2 separate regions of the Mus musculus genome follow, and region 2 is linked to region 1. Evidence: chromatin contacts called from ENCODE Hi-C or POLR2A ChIA-PET data. All regions are on one chromosome and are shown on one strand. The core of a region is the stretch at or near the end of the contact, and the rest is flanking DNA. Distances in the headings are between cores, read along the strand shown.

What was found. A loop is a pair of places that touch in the nucleus more often than their neighbours do. ChIA-PET counts read pairs that join two places held with the same protein, here RNA polymerase II (POLR2A).
Region 2: a map of heart shows a loop between it and region 1 (2.1-fold over the local background). The contact joins the promoter of Art3 here to the promoter of G3bp2 in region 1. A Hi-C loop is called at or near these places in 1 of 37 maps with a recorded cell type or tissue (heart). POLR2A ChIA-PET finds 5 or more read pairs at or near these places in 1 of 5 experiments (embryonic stem cell).

Annotation. Positions count from the first base shown.
Region 1 is chr5:92,082,276-92,085,155 of GRCm38, reverse strand. It overlaps G3bp2 (GTPase activating protein (SH3 domain) binding protein 2), which reads left to right and starts at 1,412. Exons shown (of 11, transcript NM_001080795.2): 1 at 1,412-1,627. Gm46933 reads right to left here. Exons shown (of 2, transcript XM_017321256.1): 2 at 991-2,284. The coding sequence ends at 1,583.
Region 2 is chr5:92,385,447-92,388,326 of GRCm38, reverse strand. Art3 (ADP-ribosyltransferase 3) reads right to left here and starts at 1,440. Exons shown (of 10, transcript NM_001370591.1): 1 at 1,336-1,440; 2 at 116-193. The coding sequence starts at 184.

The sequences.
Region 1 (2,880 bases), core at 163-2,662:
CTTATGTACCCCTGGCTGACTTAGAATCTGCTTCGTAGACCAGGTCAGCCTAGACCTTGTGATCTTCCTGCCTCTGCTTCCCAGGTGCTGGGATTAGAGGTATGTAGCCCCGAGCCTGGCTGAGATGAGTAATACGAGCGTGTCCTTAGGGTAAACCGTCTCGTAAGTCTCACTTTCCTCATCTGTAAAGTGTGCATTCAAATAGGTAATTACGTAAGTGGGTTTTTGTGAGACATAAGTGACTTTTATAAAATACCAGTAGCGTATCTGGTCTATAAACACTGTACTTAAAAGGTAATCTGCAGAAGTAATGCATTAAGAAAAACCATCTCAGAGTCATTTAATAAATGATGGTCTGCCTATATATTTTGCATATAAAAATTATTAAGCAATCCAAAATAATGCCAGTGTAGATTTTGGAGGCTCAAGTACCAATCAGCATTGCCTTTTGTGAACCTTTTTTTTTTCTTCTTCTAGGAAATCTCTACTGTGAGGGAAAACTGAGGATGTATTTAATCCTGCATTTTGCTTGATTAAAATGTGTTCTATTCCTCTCAATTGCCCTTCCGTTCCTTTCACCGTTTCATAGCTTCATTCCCAGTTTCTTCTGCTATCTTGAAATTGAAAACATTGCTATTAGTGGCAAAGTAACATTTGGTCTACAAAGGCTTTTTTTTCCCCATGAATCAAGGTTCATGAAGCAGTGTTGTTTCCATAACTAAGTCCCAGTGGCATAGATTTATAAGTGGCTTTTTTTTTCTTTTTTAAATTTTAAGCCTTTCAGCCTTTGTTCCAGTAAGTTCCATTTAAGGATGAAGCCACCAAGGCCATACAAAAGCCCCAAGCCCATACAGCCTATGTCATACTTTCCCCATACTCCATAGCTCGGCACCCTTATTTAAAACTAGCTGTTTGACATTGATGAGAAAGACTTTTAAACCTCCATTTCCTAAAACAGGCTAATTAAGCAATACAGGTGAGCTCACTGTGCAGAGTTCAAAACTGCATTTTAATGCTCCGATAACGCAGCAACCAGGACCATTACTAAATTTGCTCCCTCTTATCACGAATAAAGGCTCCAGGAATAACCGTTTGTAAAAGCCACTGGTTAGCGGCGAGCCATCTTTTTTGTTCGCGCCACCTGAGAGGACAGGGAGGCTTCAGCATCACTGCAAGAGAAAGGCAGCTTCCTTGTGACGTCAAATCAGCGGGCTCTCGCCCCGACTTTAGGCCGGTTCCGGTTCCCTGGCTTTCCGGACGCCCGAGCGAGCGAGCGAGCGAGCGCGGCGCCGTTCTGCGCGTGCTCCGCAGTGGGACGCGAGAAGGTTGGGTCTAGCTCTCCAAACTGATGCCTGATTGGCTGGCGCTGTGCTGGGGGGTTCCCTAGCCCTTTCCGCAGGGGTAAAACAATAAGAGGGGGCGGCGGCAAAGGGGGCGGGACGTCCGTGTTCTTGGAGCTCGTTGCAGCTCTAGGCTCTCGGGAAGAGGTGGCTGTGAGGGGCCCCGAGCTCGCGGCTCTCCGGATTCCGAAGCCTCGGGTTGCTTCGAGGGAGGAGAATCTGCTGCGGCCGATCCCGCGACACTACTGACCTCCGCGCGACGTGCCCGCCGCCGCTGTTGGTTGGAGGTGTGTACGGGGGCCGAGAGGGGCGGTCGGTGTGGTGGTCGGCAGGGGACATTTCCCTCCGCTCCGCGGCTCGCGGCAACCGTCCGGTGTGTGCGCTTGGTGTCGGGGTTGGTGCGGCGGAAACATTGTTCTCGCCGGCTGCCTACGCCAGCAAGAGTGCGTGCGTGCGTGCAGAGCCGAGCCTTTCCTGCAAGGTGAGCGGAAGGCTGCGTGGGGAGGAGGATGACCTGCGCGCGTGGTGCAGAGGAGGGCACAGGTGGGGCTGGGGATTGCTAGGATGAAGCAGCCCGGGGGTACCCTGTCCGCCGCCAGCTCCCAGAGCGCGCCAACGGGCGCCAAGCCGCGAAGCGGGGCAGTGGGCTCCTGCAGAGGCGGTTTCAGGGTAGGAAGCCCACCCGCCTGGTTCCTCCGCTCGCCGGCGGCCCTAGTTCCCGGTCGTCGCCCCGCCCGTGGGGGAGGGGAAGGAGGCCGTGTCGGCGGAGGCAGAAGCAACGCAGATGCGAAAGTAGCGGCCTCCGGGCACCATTTCTGTGCCCGGAAACTGAATCCGGGGTTGAAGGTGGCCGCCGCTCCACTTGCCGGGTGCTCGGCGTTTCCCCCCGCCCTCCCCGGATTATCCCGAACGTGTTCGGATACTGGGACTGTAACGTGCGTCTCCTACGTCCTTTTTCTGCAGACAATCTCTCCTGTTACCCAGGAATAAAAAGGACGTTTCAGTGCTTTGGGAATGGGCTTTTCTCCCCCTGCTATTCTTTGGGGTAGGACAAGGGGAGAAGAACGTAAGTTTCCCTAAATGGTGTGGATTTCGTTAGTGGAGTCTGATTGAGGTTTTCCTGCGTCTCTAAGGGCAGATTTATTTAGGTACCCCTGTGGTGCTTTGGGGGGGGGGGGGGGCTGTAGGGTCGTGTTCACAATTTCTACTCCCAAGATATAACTAGTTTTAAACCAAAGCACAAAAAACATTGAGGAGATGCCTTTTGCTTCTTAAAAACAAAACACGTGCAGCAAATCTGAATCAAGGAAAATTGCCCCCTTCTCTCCGGGTGTGATTGTTGTGCAGTTGATTAGCTTAAGGTTTCTGGTTTTTAGATTCTAGACACTATACCTCGCTTGTTCCAAGTACCTAGGCAGGGGAACCATTAGCTGCAGTTTAAAAGGATGCACTAATTCTAAGTGAGGATAGTAATTTCTTGTCCCAATTCCATATTTGGCAGTTATTGTAGCCCTAGGCATGTGAACCAAACTTTGAGTAA
Region 2 (2,880 bases), core at 191-2,690, 300 kb before region 1:
CTTCCAACAAGTTCATTTGCCTATTCTGGCTCCTCTCAGTCTGCAGAGATGCCTCAGGCTGTGTTACAGGGTTCCCAGCCCAGGGAGCGAGCATGCTTCCCGTTCCCTTCATTACCTGGAAGATGTCCATTAGAACTGCGGCTGCCAGCAGCGTGGTGACCATTTCAAAATGTCCCATCTTCATTTTTCACGTCTGGATTAGAATGAAAAACGTTAATTCAGTAAACTTAACAAAGAGGGTTTAGGGAAACGGAACTGGATAAGGTGATGTTGCATATTTTTTCATTCTGGATAGATATTGTGATAGTCGCAGTGATTATCAAATACATTCCTATGACTATAAGAGGCATTCAATGTTATCCAGGTGTCTAACAGTTTGTTCTAGAGATGTCAATGCAAAACTGCAGAGAACTTTAGTGCTTCCAAGTCTACTTCCACATAACTCTAGACAGACCTCTCCCTCCAGAGAGACCTTTTCCTCCCAATCTCTAAATGTCCCCTGAGCACTCACAGGAAACAACACAAACTAAAACCACCATGCTCTCATTCTCACTCCCAGTTTCTAAGAATGGTCTAGAAACTTTCCCATGTGAAGCTTCCGCTCTTCCGTTCGCTTTGCAAGTTAGAGCATGCCCACTTGGGTGGGAGCGGAGACATGAGGTCAGCAGCAGTACAAAGCTGTTCGCCTGAGGTGACCTCCCTCCTCCAACTCTTCACAATCAACACAAGCCAGAGGTCGAGCCAGTGTGGAATGTCCTGACGATAGGAACAGACTCAGGAGCCCTTCGAAGGCAGTGATTCTAACAAGATTCTATCATTGTCCTGGCTGGGCGCCCAATACCCATTCCGGTATTTGTGGCAGCGTAAGGGATAGACAGGAGGGCAAGAATCCTCACTGGCTGAAGCTATCCGGAGCCATTAACCGACTCAACCAGTGACACAGGTTGTTAGCCTCCGGTCTCTCACATACATAATGCTCCAGCAAAGCTGCTGCCATTGCTGTAACTCAAATGAAGCCTCTATTTTCCTGTATTTTTTTTTAACCAAACATCATCATCTGGATTCTGAATGAGATAATAAACAGCATAGGGGAAGGAAGGGCAGTCTTTCTTGTTGTAATCCATCCAGGTCCCAGGTTCCTGTCTTCAAAAGCAGTCCTTTTATCTAAAGCTATTAAAATATCTGTAGTTATTTTAAGATGCTACTCTGTGTCAAACTTCCCTCTCAAAAAGTCTAAGGAATACCCATGGGCAGCACGTGCCAAGCCAGCCGTGGGCCAGGGTTTCCCTGGTCTTCCTTTCTGCAGTTTGGGTGCAAATAAATCAAAATGTTTACCTGGCGTTTGTGCCTCTGCAGGAAGTTTAAATGATGCCCTGTCTCACACCGGATTCCCACTCTGCTGTGGAGAACTTCCCTCCAGGATAGGATGTTGTTGACAGTGAGCTGCCTGGGAATGCTTTTCTTTTTATAACACCCCTAGTGGTAGCTTGGCAGTGGCTCATTAGTCAACTTCTGCCCTGCTATTTATATCCGGTCGGTCGCCACACTCTGCCCTGGAACCACTGCTGTTAACACTAAGTCTCCAAGAGGTCTGTGAATCCACAGCAATGTCCCCCGCCACAGAGCATGCTCAGTTCTGAACCCAGCCCTGGACTCCTTTGGAGCAGTGTGTGTGTGTGTGTGTGTGTGTGTGTGTGTGTGTGTGTGTGTAGTTGGGGGAATGGGACTGGGTGGGTAGGGTGGCGGGGTGGTCAGTTCCCAACAACTGAGCCTTTGACACTCATATGCTAGAGGGAAGGCTGGACTGTCCTCTATTAGATGACACCCACAGCAAGGGGGCTCACTTGTTAAACACTGTCAACAGTGATGGTTATCACCACTCAACCAGCTGACTGCGGTTCAGGTACTGCGCCAGGCACTGAGACACACAAACAAGCTGAGCACAGTACTGAAGCTGGTTTGGCAGTCACTACTATGTGTGTGTCCCCAGACCCAATCAGGTAACAACTGCTCAGGATAAACGAAGGCCAATGAAAGTCCAACCGAGAACACTGGCAGGAAGGAAGCTGGGGATGCCAGCATCTAGAACACTCTTTGAACAAGGACAGATGCTGGCTGGTTTTCTGTCGCCTTGATGCCAGCTAGAGTCATTTGGCAAGAGGGCACCTCAATTGAGAAAACACACCCCCCACCCCTGGCCCCCTGGGCTGGAGAGATGGCTCAGAGGTTAAGAGCACTGACTGCTCTTCCAGAGGTCCTGAGTTCAATTCCCAGCAAATCACATGGTGGCTCACAACCATTCATTCCTAATGGGATCTGATGCCCTCTTCTGGTGTGTCTGAAGACAGCTAAAGTGTAGTCATATAAACAAATCTATGAGAGAGAGAGAGAGAGAGAGAGAGAGAGAGAGAGAGAGAGAGAGAGAGAATGAGAGAGAGATCCCATTAGCCTAGTACAATTCATTGGTTGGGGAAGATCCAGCTCATTGTGGGTGTGGTCCCACAATGAAAGCCGACTGAGCAAGCCATGAGGAAACTGGTAAGCAGCCCTCTTTCATGGCCTCTGCATCAGTTCCTGCCTCTAGGTTCCTGCCCTGCTTGAGTTCTCGCTCTAACCTCCCTTAGAGATGAACAAGATGACCCCAGGTTGCTTTTGGTCACAGTGTTTTTTCCATTTCGTTTTCTGAGACAGGGTTCCTCACTGAACCTAAAATGACTTTGCTAGGCTGGGTGGCAAGTGAGCTCCAGGGACCCTCTTGGCTTCTGATTTCTATGTGGGCTGGGGATCTGAATTCAGAACTTCTCACTTACAAGGCAAGCATTTTCTATCTCCCATGCTCTCATTTTTTTTAAATAAGAAATTTGTCTTGGGGGCTTGAGC